Linked DNA regions of Homo sapiens: region 1 is linked to region 2. Evidence: read pairs that join two places in POLR2A ChIA-PET (ENCODE). Cell type or tissue: CD4-positive, alpha-beta T cell. All regions are shown on one strand. Each heading gives the region's core, and the rest is flanking DNA. Links, peaks and the distances in the headings are about the cores only. Region 1 has its middle 110 kb from the start of TENT5C. Region 2 overlaps TENT5C (terminal nucleotidyltransferase 5C).

Region 1 (8,104 bases), core at 2,097-6,096, 94 kb after region 2:
GACAGAAGTCAGTGAAATAGAGAGTTACAATTATAATAACCAAGAAGAAGATTAATAAAACTAAAACCTGGTTCTTTCAAAAGATTAATAAGATAGGTCACTGTCAAGACAGTTCAAGAAATAAAGACAATACACAAATACAATACAGAAAAGTAAATAAAGATATAACAGAAAATTCAAAGTGCATTATGAAGACATAGAATGGATGAAAAATGGCAGAGAGGAGGCAGCACTAACCTGTAGCTCCCACTTGGATGAACAGAGTAGTGTGTGGAGACTCACATCATAAACTTTTGCTCCAAGAACTACTGCAGGAATATACCAGGGAAGCAGAGAGAGTCCACAGACCCTTTGAAGAGAGTGGATTGCTGCTACAGGCCTCTGGAGACAGCCAAAAAACTGTGAATGCCCAAAGTGTGAAAGGGGGATCATACACCTCCAAACACACCCTCACTGGGGAAGCTGAATGTCCAGATCACAGAATGATTTGACCTTACCTGGAGCTGAGACAAATTTAGAGAGCTGAGCAAAATACTGGGGCAAAAGAAGCAGTAGGAAGAGCCCTGTGGGAAATCTTGGTCCCCATGGCAGCCATTTCTGACTTTGTCTCACAAGGGTCCTTCAGGAGGGCTGCCAGAGGAACAGGGAAAAGACCACAGGGAGAAGGAAACTTCTAGCTGAGCTTTGTAACAATTTTGACTAAGCATGAAGTTTCCTGGCCAGAACCTGGGGGAGGGGGCAAATTGGGAGTTCAGGCACAGTACAGAAGTTGTGGCAAGTAGGGAGCCAAAAAACCTGACAGCCCTGCTTGCTTTCTCAGCTGGGAGGTGGGTAGCCTGGGGCAAGTTTGCAGCCATACTCACTTAATGCCTGGAAATAAACTCGGTGTTGTTTTTGGGGCGGAGACAGTGGAAGTGAGACCAGCCTTTTGGGCTGCATGGGAGCTGGGTGAGTGCTGTAACTGCTGGCTTCCCCTCACTTCCCTGGTGACCTGCATGATGCAGCAGAGGCTCCCATAATCCACCTGGGAACATAACTCCATTGGCCTGAGAACCACACCCCATTCCCCAGAGCAGCCTCGGTAAGCCTCACCCAAGGAGAGTCTGAGCTCAGACACACCTAACCCTGAACCCATGATATGGTTTGGCTGTGTCCCCACGCAAATCTCATCTTGAATTCCCACGTGCTGTGGAGGGACCCAGTGAAAGGTAATTGAATCATGGGGCTGTTCTCGTGATAGTGAATAAGTCTCATGAGATCTGACGGTTTTATAAGGGGGAGGTTCCCTGCACAAGCTCTCTCTTTGCCTGCTGCCATCCATGTAAGATGTGACTTGCTCCTCCTTGCCTTCCACCATGATTGTGAGGCTTCCCCAGCCATGTGTCCCCAGCCATGTGGAACTGTGAGTTCTCCACTAAACCTCTTTCCTTTGTAAATTGTCCAGTGTCAGGTATGTCTTTATCAGCAGCATGAAAATGGACTAATACAGTAAATTGGTACCAGTAGAGTGGGGTGCTGCTGAAAAGATACCTGAAAATGTGGAGGCAACTTTGAAACTGGGTAACAGGCAGAGGTTGGAACAGTTTGGAGGGCTCAGAAGAAGACAGGAAAATGTGGGAAATTTTGGAACTTCCTATAGACTTGTTGAATGGCTTCGACCAAAATGCTGATAGCGATATGGACAATGAAATACAGGTTGAGGTGGTCTCAGATGGAGATGAGGAACTGCTTGGGAACAGAAGTAAAGGTGACTCTTGCTATGTTTTAGCAAAGAGACTGGTGGCATTTTGCCCCTGCCCTAGAGATTTGTGGAACTTTGAACTTGAGAGAGATGACTTAGGGTATCTGGTGGAAGAAATTTCTAAGCAGCAAAGCATTCAAGAGGTGACTTTGGTGCTGTTAAAGGCATTCCATTTTAAAAGAGAAAGAGAGCAAAGAGTTTGGAAAATTTGCAGCCTGACAATGCGATACAAGAGAAAATCCCATTTTCTGAGAAAAAATTCAAGCCGGCTGTAGAAATTTGCATAAGTAATGAAGAGATGAGCGTTAATCCTCAAGACAATGGGGAAAATGCCTCTGGGCATATCACAGATCTTCACAGCAGCCCCTCCTATCACAGGCCCAGAGACCTAGGAGGAAAAAGTGGTTTTGTGGGCCAGGCCCAGGGTTCTCATGCTGTGTGCAGTGTAGGGACTTGGTGCCCTGCATTACAGCTGATCCAGCCCTGGCTGAAAGGGACCAAAGTAGAGCTCAGGCCATGGCTTCAGAGGGTGCAAGCCTCAAGGCTTGGCAGCTTCCATGTGGTTTTGAGCTTGCCAGGGCACAGAAGTCAAGAATTGGAGTTTGGAAACCTCTATCTAGATTTCAGAGGGTATATGGAAACACCTGGATGCCCAGACAGAAGTTTGCTGCAGGGGCAGGGCCCTCATGGAGAACCTCTGCTAGGGCAGTGTGGAAGGGAAATGTGGGGTTGGAGCCACCACACAGAGTCCCTAGTGGGGCACCACCTAATAGAGCTGTGAGAAGAGGGCCACTGTCCTCCAGACCCCAGAATGGTAGATCCACTGACAGCTTGCACCATGCACCTGGAAAAGCCACAGACCCTCAACACCAGGCCATGAAAGCAGCTAGAAGGGAGGCTGTACACTGCAAAGCCACAGGGGTGGAGCTGCCCAAACCATGGGAACTCACCTTTTGCATCAGTGTGACCTGGATGTGAGACATGGAGTCAAAGGAGATCATTTTGGAGCTTTAAGATTTGACCACCCTGCTGGATTTTGAACTTGCATGGGACCTTAGCCCCTTAGTTTTGTCCAATTTCTCCCATTAAAATGTCTGCATTTACCCAGTGCCTGTACCCCCATTGTATCTAGGAAGTAACTAACTTGCTTTTGATTTTACAGGCTCATAGGCAGAAGAGACTTGCATTGTCTCAGAAATGACTTTGAACTGTGGACTTTTGAGTTAATGCTGAAATGAGTTAAGACTTTGGGGGACTGTTGGGAAGGCATGATTGGTTTTGAAATGTGAGGACATGAGATTTGGGAGGGGCCAGGGGTAGAATTATATGGTTTGGCTGTGTCCCCACCCAAATCTCATCTTGAATTCCCATGTGTTGTGGGAGGGACCTAGTGAAAGGTAATTGAATCATGGGGCCAGGTCTTTCCTGTGCTGTTCTCATATTAGTGAATAAGTCTCATGATATCTGATGGTTTTATAAGGGAGAGTTTCCCTGAACAAGCTCTCTCTTTGCCTGCTGCCATACATGTAAGATGTGACTTGCTCCTCCATGCCTTCTGCCATGATTGTGAGGCTTCCCCAGCCACAATGAACTGTGAGTTCTCCACTAAACCTCTTTCCTCTGTAAATTGCCCAGAGTCAGGTATGTCTTTCTTAGCAGCATGAAAACAGACTAACACACCCCACCTGATGGTCTTTCTCTATTTGCTCTGTTAGCCAAAGACAAAGGAGATAATCTCTTGGGAGCTCTATGGCCCCACCCACTGATTCTCCCTATACTACCACAACTGATGCAGTCTTTTTTAAATATTATTATTATACTTTAAGTTCTAGGGTACATGTGCACAATGTGCAGTTTTGTCACATATGTATACATGTGCTATATTGGTGTGCTGCACCCATTAACTCATCATTTACATTAGGTATATCTCCTAAGGCTGTCCCTCCCACCCTCCCACCCCACTACAGGCCCCAGTGTGTGATGTTCCCCTTCTTGTGTTCCAGTGTTCTCATTGTTCAATTCCCACCTATGAGTGAGAACATGTGGTGTTTGGTTTTTTGTCCTTGTGATAGTTTGCTGAGAATGATGGTTTCCAGCTTCCTCCATGTCCCTAAAAAGACATGAACTCATCCTTTTTTATGGCTGCATAGTATTCCATGGTGTATATGTGCCACATTTTCTTAATCCAGTCTATCATTGACGGACATTTGGATTGGTTCCAAGTCTTTGTTATTGTGAGTAGTGCCACAATAAACATACGTGTGATGCACTCTTTAAAGTGCCACTTCCTGGCTGGAGGCCAACCAACACAAAACTAACTCAATAAATGAAACTACAACCAAGGACCCTCACAGAGTCCACTTCACTCCACTGCCACTTCCACCAGAGCAGGTGCTGGTATCCACAACTGAGAGACCTGAAGACAGTTCACATCACAGGACTCTTTGAAGACACCCCTAGCACCAACCTGGAGCCCAGTAGCTCCTCTGGGTGGCTACATCCAGAAGAGAAATAACAATCACTGCAGTTTGGCTCTCAGGAAGCCACTTCCCTAGGGGAAGGAAGAGAGCACCACATCAAAGGGGCACCTGGTGAGACAAAAGAATCTGAACAGCAGTCCTTGAGCCCCAGACTTTCCTCTGACATAGTCTGCCCAAATGAGAAGGAACCAGAAAAAACAACCCTGGTAATATGACAAAACAATGATCTTTAACACCCGCAAAAGATTACACTAGCTAACAAGCAATGGATCCAAACCAAGAAGAATTATCTGAATTGCTGGGAAAAGAATTCAGAAGGTTGATTATTAAGTTAATCGAGGAGGCACCAGAGAAAGGTGAAGTCTAACTTAATGAAATTTAAAAAATGATACAAGATATGTAGGAAAAAATCTTCAGTGAAATAGGCAGTGTAAATAAAAAACAATCACAACTTCTGGAAAGGAAGGACACACTTAGAGGAATGCAAAATACACTGGAAAGTCTCAGCAATAGAATTGAACAAGTAGAAGAAAGAACTTCAGAGCTCAAAGACAAGGCTTTTGAATTAACTCAATCCAATGCAGAGAAAAAAAGAATTTTAAAAAATAAAGCCTCCAGGAAGTTTGAGATTATGTTAAATGACCAAGCCTAAAAATAATTGATGTTCTCAAGGAATAAATCTAAAAGCTTGGAAAACACATTTGAGGGAATAATTCAGGAAAAATGCCCCAGCCTTGCTAGAAATCTAGACATCCAAATACAAGAACCTCAAAAATACCTGGAAAATTTATTTCAAAAAGATCATCACCTAGGCACATAGTCATCAGGTTATCTACAGTCAAGATGGAGGAAAGACTCTTAAGAGCTGTGAGGCAAAAGCATCAGGTAACCTATAAAGGAAAACCTGTCAGATTAACAGTAGATATCTCAGCAGAAGCCCTACAAGTTGAAAGGGATTGGGGCCCTATATTTAGCCTCCTTAAACAAAATAGTTATCACCCAAGAATTTTGTATCCAGTAAAACTAAGCTTCGTAAATGAAGGAAAGATATAGTTTTCTTCAGACAAACATGTGCTGACAGAATTCACCACTACCAAGTCAGTACTACAAGAACTGCTAAAAGGAGCTCTAAATTTTGAAACAAATCCTGAAAATACATCAAAACAGAATCTCTTTAAAGCATAAATCTCACAGAACTTATAAAACAAAAATACAATGTAAAAAAATCAATGTATACAGGTCATACATAGCACGATGAATGGAATGGTACCTTACATCTCAATACTAATGTTGAATGTAAATGGCCTAAATGCTCCACTTAAAATATATGGAATTGCAGAATGGAGAAGAATTTCACTGACCAACTATCTGCTGCCTTCAAGAGACTCGCCTAACACGTATGGACTCACATAAACTTAAGGTAAAGGGGTGGAAAAAGACATTCCATGCAAATGGACATCAAAAGTGAGCAGAAGTAGCTATTCTTATATACAGACTAAACAAACTTTAAAGCAACAGCAGTTAAAAAAGACAAAGAGGGTGGAGCCAAGATGGCAGAATAGGAACAGCTCCGGTCTACAGCTCCCAGCGTGAGCGACACAGAAGACAGGTGATTTCTGCATTTCCATCTGAGGTACCGGGTTCATCTCACTAGGGAGTGCCAGACAGTGGGTGCAGGACAGTGGGTGCAGCGCACCATGCATGAGCCGAAGCAGGGCGAGGCATTGCCTTACTCGGGAAGCACAAGGGGTCAGGGAGTTCACTTTCCTAGTCAAAGAAAGGGGTGACAGACAGCACCTGGAAAATTGGGTCACTCCCACCCTAATAGAGTGCTTTTACAACGGGCTTAAAAAAACAGCACACCAGGAGATTATATCCCGCACCTGGCTCAGAGGGTCCTACCCATGGAGTCTTGCTGATTGCTAGCACAGCAGTCTGAGTTCAAACTGTGAGGCGGCAGTGAGACTGGGTGAGGGGCGCCTGCCATTGCCCAGGCTTGAGGTAAACAAAGCAGCTGGGAAGCTCGAAGTGGGTGGAGCCCACCACAGCTCAAGAAGGCCTGCCTGCCTCTGTAGGCCCCACCTCTGGGGGCAGGGCACAGACAAAAAGACAGCAGTAACCTCTGCAGACTTAAATGTCCCTGTCTGACAGCTTTGAAGAGTAGTGGTTTTCCCAGCATGCAGCTGGAGATCTGAGAATGGGCAGACTGCCCCCTCAAGTGGGTCCTTGACCCCTGAGCAGCATAACTGGGAGGCACCCCCCAGTAGGGGTAGACAGACACCTCACATGGCCGGGTACCCCTCTGAGACAAAACTTCCAGAGGAACGATTAGGCAGCAGCATTTGTGGTTCACCAAGATCCGCTGTTCTACAGCCACCGCTGTTCTGCAGTCACCGCTGCTGATACCCAGGCAAACAGAGTCTGGAGTGGACCTCTAGCAAACTCCAAAAGACCTGCAGCTGAGGGTCCTGTCTGTTCGAAGGAAAACTAATAAACAGAAAGGACATCCACACCAAAAACCCTTCTGTACGTCACCATCATCAGAGACCAAAAGTAGATAAAACCACAAAGATTGGGAAAAAACAGAGCAGAAAAACTGGAAACTCTAAAAAGCAGAGCACGTCTCCTCCTCCAAAGGAACGCAGCTCCTCACCAGCAATGGAACAAAGCTGGATGGAGAAGGACTTTGATGAGCTGAAAAAGAAGGCTTCAGACAATCAAAGTACTCCAAGCTACAGGAGGAAATTCAAACCAATGGCAAAGAAGTTAAAAACTGTGAAAAAAAATTAGACGAATGGATAACTAGAATAACCAAAGCAGAGAAGTCCTTAAAGGAGCTGATGGAGCTGAAAGCCAAGGCTCGAGAACTACGTGAAGAATGCAGAAGCCTCAGGAGCCGATTCAATCAACTGGAAGAAAGGGTATCAGTGATGGAAGATGAAATGAATGAAATGAAACGAGACGGGAAGTTTAGAGAAAAAGGAATAAAAAGAAATGAACAAAGCCCCAAGAAATATGGGACTATGTGAAAAGACCAAATCTACGTCTGATTGGTGTACCTGAAAGTGACAGGGAGAATGGAACCAAGTTGGAAAACATTCTGCAGGCTATTAACCAGGAGCACTTCCCCAATCTAGCAAGGCAGGCCAACATTCAGACTCAGGAAATACAGAGAATGCCACAAAGATACTCCTTGAGAAGAGCAGCTCCAAGACGCATAATTGTCAGATTCACCAAAGTTGAAATGAAGGAAAAAACGTTAAGGGCAGCCAGAGAGAAAGGTTGGGTTACCCACAAAGGCAAGCCCATCAAACTAACAGTGGATCTCTCAGCAGAAACTCTACAAGCCAGAAGAGAGTGGGGGCCAATATTCAACATTCTTAAAGAAAAGAATTTTCCACCCAGAATTTCATATCCAGCCAAACTAAGCTTCACAAGTGAAGGAGAAGTAAAATACTTTACAGACAAGCAAATGCTGAGAGATTTTGTCACCACCAGGCCTGCCCTAAAAGAGCTCCTGAAGGAAGCACTAAACATGGAAAGGAACAACCGGTACCAGCCACTGCAAAAACATGCCAAAATGTAAAGACCATCAAGGCTAGGAAGAAACTGCATCAACTAACGAGCAAAATAACCAGCTAACATCATAATGACAAGACCAAATACACACATAACAATATTAACTTTAAATGTAAATGGGCTAAATGCTCCAATTAAAAGACACAGACTGGCAAATTGGATAAAGAGTCAAGACCCATCAGTGTGCTGTATTCAGGAAACCCATCTCACATGCAGAGACACACATAGGCTCAAAATAAAGGGATGGAGGAAGATCTACCACGCAAACGGAAAACAAAAGAAGGCAGGGGTTGCAATCCTAGTC
Region 2 (8,104 bases), core at 2,428-6,427:
TCATGCCTGTGTCATAAAGATGAGCTTTGAAAGCACAACAGGTGATTCACACTAGCAAGTGAGTTGTATTTCTTCAGGTAGACCAACATACCTGAAATCTATAAAACCCATGCCACCAAACCATAGTCTAGCTCTGGTCACAGTAAAGCCAGCCCCGTAACTTTCTGTAATTATTAGAACTTAATTGTGTAGCTCAGGGTTCCCCACCCCCCTGACCACGGGCCAATACCAGTCCGTGGCCTGTTAGGAACTGGGCCGCACAGCAGGAGATGAGTGGCAGGTGAGCGAGCATTACCACCGGAGCTCTGCCTCCTGTCAGATCAGCAGCATATTAGATGCTCCTAGGAGTATGAACCCTAGTGTGAGCTGAGCATGTGAGGGATCTAGGTTGTGCCCTTCTTATGAGACTCTAATGCCTGATGATCTGAGGGTGAAACAGGAACAGGTTCATGCTGCAACTATCATTCCCCTCTTCCAGGTCCATGGAAAAATTGTCTTCCACAAAACTGGTTCCTGATACCAAAAAGGTTGGGGACCACTGGTGTGGCACATACAGTGGACACAAATGTACTGTGTGCTAATCATGGGAGACCACAAAGAACTGCTAAGTGTTTAAAGGGCATGGCAAAAAGAGAACTCTACTATCCCAAATCTGCCTTGAAACCAAATGCCAGTCACAGTAAACATTATTCGTCACAGATTTTGCTTGGGATCCATAACCTAGGAGTGCTTTGTAGGATGATCTAGATAGCCTAGGACTTTTTAACGCTGTTCAGAGGCACTTTTGTCTTCCCCTCCACGAGTACTCTGTAGCGAGCAATAGAGCGCTCATCCCCAGATTGGTCCTGCAGAGCCTGCTGTGATCACATACTCAGCCCGCTGCTTTCTGCCTCTCGGCCCCAACCAACAGCTCATGTTGTCTTTCTGTTGGCTTGTGTCCCCTCTCCATAAGTGAACTCCGTGACCTTCCTGTTCACCCCAACCAGGGACACCCTTTCTTCTACTTTTATATTACATTTTATTTCCACCACTGGAGTTGTCTACACAACACACTGCCTTGTATTGATAGCTCATATTTTCACCTTCTTCTTGATGGGAGAGCCTGAAGAGCTCATCTCCATGTACCCAGCAATGCCCTGACAACCAAGTAACAACCATAGGAGATCCCTGGCACCGGTGCAAGGCCAGAAATCCATGTTGGAACCCCAGGAGAATGCATGCCGATGTGTATTCAAACACAGCAGCTTCCAAACAATGAAACTGCAGAAGTCATTGGGATGGGTTTTATGTGGGTCTAGCAAGTCAGAAAGGCGGAGGGGGTGGGAAAACTGTTTACAGTGAAATCTGAGGACAGCGCCTTGACACTTTGTTCTGGGTTTTACATCCATCTAGCAAATATTCGACTCGTGGCTCTACAGGCACCTTGACATTTTAATATATGAGTATTTGTTTTTATATATTAGGATTTCCAGGGATCCATTGTGTTTTATTTTTTGGTAAGTATAACATAGCTGAAAATTACTTGGGAAACTTTGTGGTCCTAGCAGATGAAGTGGTGTTTTTCTCCTAGTACTCATTGCCAACTTTATTCTCCTCGGGTAGCTTTAAGGTACTATTGTTTTCCAAGTACACTTGAAGGCGCACACTGCCCGGGGGAAGTTGGCCATGTCCTGTGTTGGGCATCCTTGCTAGGAAGAGTGGTTCCACTACATAGGTGACCTAACTTTTTGTTGACTCGAAATTTTGTCATAAAAACCACTCCTTGGTTCTACCCTAGATGACAAGTACTTGTTAGGATAGACTTCTCCTATAAATGAAAGGAACATGGGAATTTTGCTAAGGGAATATACTTTATTCTAGTAGAAGGGGATGGATTCCCACTTATTGGTGAGATTGTAGCCCAAAGTTGAGAATCCATCTACTTGTGGAGTGAAGGAAGTCGTGTGTGTGTGTGTGTGTGTGTGTGTGTGTGTGTGTCTGTGTCTGTGTGTGTTGTATATTCTGTGTATGAATGTTGTAGCCTAGACGAATGTAGACATTCTCTTTTTCACTATAAGACACCTTCAGCCTAGGTGTCAACCAGGTCGAGATGTGGTTAGGGAGCCAGAAAGCTGGAGGAGTAACTAATTCTACTGCGGTCCTATATGGTTTGCTCACATTCTGTTTTCAGAACATTTGAAACACACTCCGTTTCAGCACACTCCACCCTTACCCAGAAAAAACAAAACAAAACTATGAAATAATCTAAAGTAATAGAGAATGAGTTTGTGTGTTTTTGTCCTTCTCTGCAGTGTCACTGTTTTTTACATATTTAACTCATTGAGTCCTCATGGCAACACTGAGCAGTAAGTGCTATTTATCACCATTTTACAGGAAGATGTTCAGAGATTAAACAGTGTGAGTTCCTCGAGCTGCTTTGCCATGTAGAAGTGAATCCTAACTCTGCTTCTCACCCCTCACTTTCAGTTTCCCCAGCCAGAACATCCCCTGAAGATGGCAGAGGAGAGCAGCTGTACCAGGGATTGCATGTCCTTCAGCGTGCTCAACTGGGATCAGGTTAGCCGGCTGCATGAGGTCCTCACTGAAGTTGTACCTATCCACGGACGAGGCAACTTTCCAACCTTGGAGATAACTCTGAAGGACATCGTCCAGACCGTCCGCAGTCGGCTGGAGGAGGCAGGCATCAAAGTGCACGACGTCCGGCTGAATGGCTCCGCAGCTGGCCACGTTTTGGTCAAAGACAATGGCTTGGGCTGCAAAGACCTGGACCTAATCTTCCATGTGGCTCTTCCAACAGAGGCAGAATTTCAGCTGGTTAGAGATGTGGTTCTGTGTTCCCTTCTGAACTTCCTGCCAGAGGGTGTGAACAAGCTCAAAATCAGTCCAGTCACTCTGAAGGAGGCATATGTGCAGAAGCTAGTGAAGGTTTGCACGGACACTGACCGCTGGAGCCTGATCTCCCTCTCCAACAAGAACGGGAAGAACGTGGAGCTGAAGTTTGTCGACTCCATTCGGCGTCAGTTTGAGTTCAGTGTGGACTCTTTCCAAATCATCCTGGATTCTTTGCTTTTCTTCTATGACTGTTCCAATAATCCCATCTCTGAGCACTTCCACCCCACCGTGATTGGGGAGAGCATGTACGGGGACTTTGAGGAAGCTTTTGACCATCTGCAGAACAGACTGATCGCCACCAAGAACCCAGAAGAAATCAGAGGCGGGGGACTTCTCAAGTACAGCAACCTTCTTGTGCGGGACTTCAGGCCCACAGACCAGGAAGAAATCAAAACTCTAGAGCGCTACATGTGCTCCAGGTTCTTCATCGACTTCCCGGACATCCTTGAACAGCAGAGGAAGTTGGAGACTTACCTTCAAAACCACTTCGCTGAAGAAGAGAGAAGCAAGTACGACTACCTCATGATCCTTCGCAGGGTGGTGAACGAGAGCACCGTGTGTCTCATGGGGCATGAACGCAGGCAGACTCTGAACCTCATCTCCCTCCTGGCCTTGCGTGTGCTGGCGGAACAAAACATCATCCCCAGTGCCACCAACGTCACCTGTTACTACCAGCCGGCCCCTTACGTCAGTGATGGCAACTTCAGCAACTACTACGTTGCCCATCCTCCAGTCACCTACAGCCAGCCTTACCCTACCTGGCTGCCCTGTAACTAACCTTGAGACCTGAGGGTTTCCACAGTGGGAACCCCAATAGGGCTAGGGCTCTCAGGTAGGGGAGCCTCCTTCTAGATGTAGGCATTTGGCTTTTAAAGGGGAACTCAGCTCTGATTCTGCTTTTTTTTTTTTTTTTCCTTTGTGTACCCATTGGAATGGGTCTACAGTGTATCATGAGCCAACCCTCAAAGGACCCGTATTACAGTGCCACGTTGGAAAACGCTACAGGAAGCATGACCTATCCACATCTTTCCAAGATAGACACTAACATGTCATGTCCCAAACATTAGCACGTGGGGGTTGAGCTCTGTGCAGTAATCGAGATTGGGAGAATTTGGGCAGCGCGTGAGAAGTGCTAAGCTACTTGTTTTCTCACTTGAGCCCGGGTAGGCTGTGTTGGCCCTCACTTGGGATTCTCAGCAGTTACATGAAAGTTGTGCTGATAATCTCTTCTCTTGTACCAATTTTAGTCAGGCAGAAAATGGTAAACATGAGGGTGCTCTTGTGACTTAATTTTTGTTCAAGGGACTAAATTGCTTATGTTTATTCCCTGTCAGCGGAGTGGAGAATGTCATTCATCAATAAACCAAAGCCAATAGCTGGAGAATTGAGATCTGGTTGAAAGTGGTTTATGGTTTACATGCTGTACTATCCTGAGGAATTGCGAGATATTGCTGAGGGGAAAAAAAAATGACCTTTTCTTGAAATGTAACTTGAAAACAAAATAAAATGTGGAACATAATGTTTAATTAGAATTGTGGTGGTGGTAGTGGAAGGGGATAATTGTAAATAGGAAACATGAATGTTCATTTTTTTCTTTAAAGAATTCTTATTAAATGGCTCCCTGCCTTTTTTTTCTTTTTTCCTCATCAGCTCTTTCATGGCTGAATTTTGTTTTATTCTTCCTAAGACTGAGGATTGTGCTGAGTCCAGAGTCATTGTGGTAACTGACATGAGGGTCTTCCCATGTTTTAACTGGAAACCCACTTTGGTCACATTCCAAGTATGACACAGCTGTTCTTCTGGAGTACTTTAGCTATTTTTTGTTTTTGTTCTTTTCGTTTTTTTTTTTTCCAAAAATAGTGACTTCCTTCTCCAGGTGTGTTTGACAGCAACTCAATTCAGGAATTTCGGTAGAACTGAGTGACCTGTGGAACTGCTTTAGAATCTAACCTGCTGTCTTCGTGCTCTGTGTGAAGGGGAAGCTGGGGGGTTAGCATGAAGTCTGGCCTTGTGTGCATTGGAGCTTCCAAGGCACTTTGAAATCATTCCAGTATATTTGGGAAGAATTGAGTGAATGAGAATGCTCTTCCTTATTCTGGTAGATTTGACTTGTTTATAATTCTGCACTTTAGAAGAAAAACAGTGTTAATCTGTAGTTGAAAGAAAGCTTAGTAGATGAGAGAGTTCTAGGCTACTGTGGCTTTTTCCAGTAGATTTAGATGAGATTATGTGTTTTGAAATGTTTTGTGGGATCCCTTAGAAAGCATCACTTCAGGGCAGAGACACTCAATATTGCCAGCCAGCTTGGGTTCTAAAGTGATTTAATCAAATTCATGCTCCTGATCTTTTTTTTCCCCCTTCCTTTGGCTATGAAAACCCAAAGCCCGGAGTGATTGTTTTCTCCTTGCTTTAAGCAGTGAAGTTATCCTAATGCAAAAGAGCTTAGTAGAAAATGAGTGGTTTACCTTTTTTTCTAAAAGTATATTTTCAAGTTTATTCTGGAATGTGATGTCTTGGTCCTCTTAAAAGCAGATCAGCCATGACTGAAACTCAAGGCTTAGCTGGTATCTATGTTGTGCTACATTAGGTGACTAGAAGCCACTTCTTAGTGTAATCAGCTCCTGTTTCCCTGTGAGCCTTAGTTATATTTTAATTCAGTGGCTTTGAGTCAAGGCCGGTTCTAATTGAGGGGACCCAGTGTGCTTCAGTGTTAAGAGTGGGGCAATGAAGAGTGAACCCCAATGAAGAGTGATCCCAACTTTGGAAACTATCTGGTCATTCATGACCTTAAAAAGCTGCCATGGTGGTCAAATGGCATGTGTTTGCACAAAAATGACCGATGTGTTTAACCAAAGCTTTGAAATGTGATGAAGCCACCAACATAAGCACTTGCCTAACAGAAATCAGTATTTCTTCTACTTAGAAGGCTTGGGGCCCAGGGTAATGAGGCACCAGATGAAGATAAGATCTGCATCAAGGAATTAAATTTCCAGTTTGTCCTTGGGGTTCTTTCTGCTTATGTTTTTTCCCCCCCATCTGGTAATAGTCCTCTTCTGAGAATGAAAGGAGGCACAGAAGTTGCGAGAAAGACCCAGTCCCCAGTCTTTGCCACCATTGCACCATGGTTGTCTCGGAGTCCCTTCACCTGACCTTTTTAGTCAGCTCAGATCTTTTTGTAGTTTGAGAATAGACCTATTCAAGAGCTATCAGGGTTAAAAGCTGCACTGACCAAAGCTGTACTTTTAAAACACAACCCCTGGGCTAGTGATGTCTCTACTTGCTCTATGAGCCTTTTGCCAGCCTCAGAATAGGCGAGGTAACCTTGAATTTCAGGGCCCTGGAAACTCTAGCTGAAACCTGCCTTTCCTAATGCTCACACAAGCACCAGGTACCCTGAGCTTATACTGAGTCCAGTGGTTCCTATTTTATGTGTGTGTGTATGTGTGTGTGTTGAGTAACATGAAACTTGGCAGTAGCAGAGAGCACTGAAGTTCACATGCAAGTTCTAATCTAAAGTTAAGCAGTCTCTTATTTGTTTCGGGACTCTGATTTGACTCTTTTTCTGATGCTTTCGGCATGTCTGCAGCCTGTTCTCCTAGCCTGCTGCTTGGAGTCAGGTTGAGCATCAGTGAGATGAAGACAGTACCTTTTCCTCTCACATTGGCAGAATAGCACGCACTAGATGCCTGACCTTGAGCTCTAGTCTCCCCTTTAAATCTTACCTTGGCAGTAACACATTATTCCTCATTCAATAATTTCAATGCTGAAACTGAACTCTATTACTAATGCCTTCCAATCAGAGTTCCTGATGGGGATGCCTGTGGGATGGCCCACACCTGGGGGACCTGGCAGATGGGGTGAGTTGGGTAAGGAAGATGATGCTTAGTTCCTGATAGATGCTACAGATGTAGTTTGGCATTTCAGTTTTTGTCCAGTTTGATTTTCACTGGGGTTTGAGTCACAGCAAGCTGTGTATGAACTTGTGTTTTGTGGTGACACATTAATAATCAAATTGCTAAAACCCTGAATCTGCTTATTCTTCAGCTTCACCTCTGCACTAACCCCTTACCCTTATGGTACGTCAGGATTTTAACTAGTACTGCTTTGTTGACTTTGGGAAATGGTGCCACTCAAAAGCAACTTCCTAACTTGAGGAATAACTCCTTTGTAGTTTACTTTCTGGTACTGGTTGGTGCCTTGTATTGGGATACAGCTATATTCTTAGCTCAAATGTCCTCTTTTTGAGAGCAAAGTAGTTATCCAATGGTGAGACGAGACCCTGACGCTCATAGAGGCCATTCCTTCCTGGGTGTCGGACCAGGGCTCTGTGTCAGGGAAAACCTTCTGGGTGGACTTTGTAAGAATCCAGTTTCCAAGGTTAGATTCACATCCTTAATCTTGCAGAGACTAGAATTTCACAGCTCGCTTTGGAACATATTCCAATTCAACCAGTTAAAATCAGAGGACCAAGTCGTGGGGGAGGGGGGCGGTGTTGAGGAGAGGTATTTTTAAAGATCTGGCAACTTTTCAGGATTATTTGTGGAGAACTCTAAGGTTAAGATCAGGAAATAAAAGACTGTGTGTGTGTGTGTGTGTGCGTGTGTGTGTTCAAGTGCCTAAATCTTGTTTACCTATCACTTTAAAAAAATAATTGAAGTGTAAGCTAAATAAAATGCTTGGAGTTTTGCCTGGGCTAGTGAGAGTTGGTGCAAATTCTTGTGTGTGTTTGCATAGGAAGGTGAGATGACCATCTACTAAAGAGGAAGTAGCTAAATACAGATCTGTGGGTGTTTTTAAAAAAACTCAACCTATCTGGTGTTTTATTTTAATGGATAAAAATGTAATTTTTCTAAGGTAGCAACTTATTTCCAAATTAATATAGATGAAAAATAGATACCAATTAGACTAAATTGAAAGCTTTTTGTTCTATATTTGCATAGCCTTTGAAATATTTCTTAGTGCCTAGGAGGTCTGGGGATTCCTCTTTCGTGGTGGTCACTAACCTTACTTGATGCAGATAAAATCACTTGTCAATGCAAAATGTGTTAGAACTTGATAAAGCTTTGAGTTTGAGAAATAAAGGTATATTTAAAATTTAAATAAAACTTGTCATTTATGCTCATTGATTTGTTTCTTCTCAATGATGAATTTTAGGTTTTAGGAAACATTGAATAGAAATAGGAAGCTGTCAACATCAGCCTTGGATGCTTCT

What was found. ChIA-PET counts read pairs that join two places held together with the same protein. Peaks named below come from ENCODE experiments on the same cell type or tissue, not always from the same donor. Only the 100,000 strongest peaks of a DNase experiment are listed, where the experiment ranks them.
Region 1: POLR2A ChIA-PET joins it to region 2 with 5 read pairs; 2 of 35 experiments call an interaction of 5 or more read pairs at or near these places.

Annotation. Positions count from the first base shown.
Region 1 is chr1:117,714,918-117,723,021 of GRCh38, forward strand. No RefSeq gene overlaps it. Among named protein-coding and RNA genes, the nearest start is that of TENT5C, 110 kb to the left of the region's middle. In CD4-positive, alpha-beta T cell, for the core only: no CTCF peak of the experiment used is centred there; a DNase peak (open chromatin) is centred at 4,304.
Region 2 is chr1:117,620,376-117,628,479 of GRCh38, forward strand. TENT5C (terminal nucleotidyltransferase 5C) reads left to right here. Exons shown (of 2, transcript NM_017709.4): 2 at 2,467-8,014. The coding sequence starts at 2,494. The coding sequence ends at 3,669. Among named protein-coding and RNA genes, the nearest start is that of TENT5C, 18 kb to the left of the region's middle. In CD4-positive, alpha-beta T cell, for the core only: no CTCF peak of the experiment used is centred there; no DNase peak of the experiment used is centred there.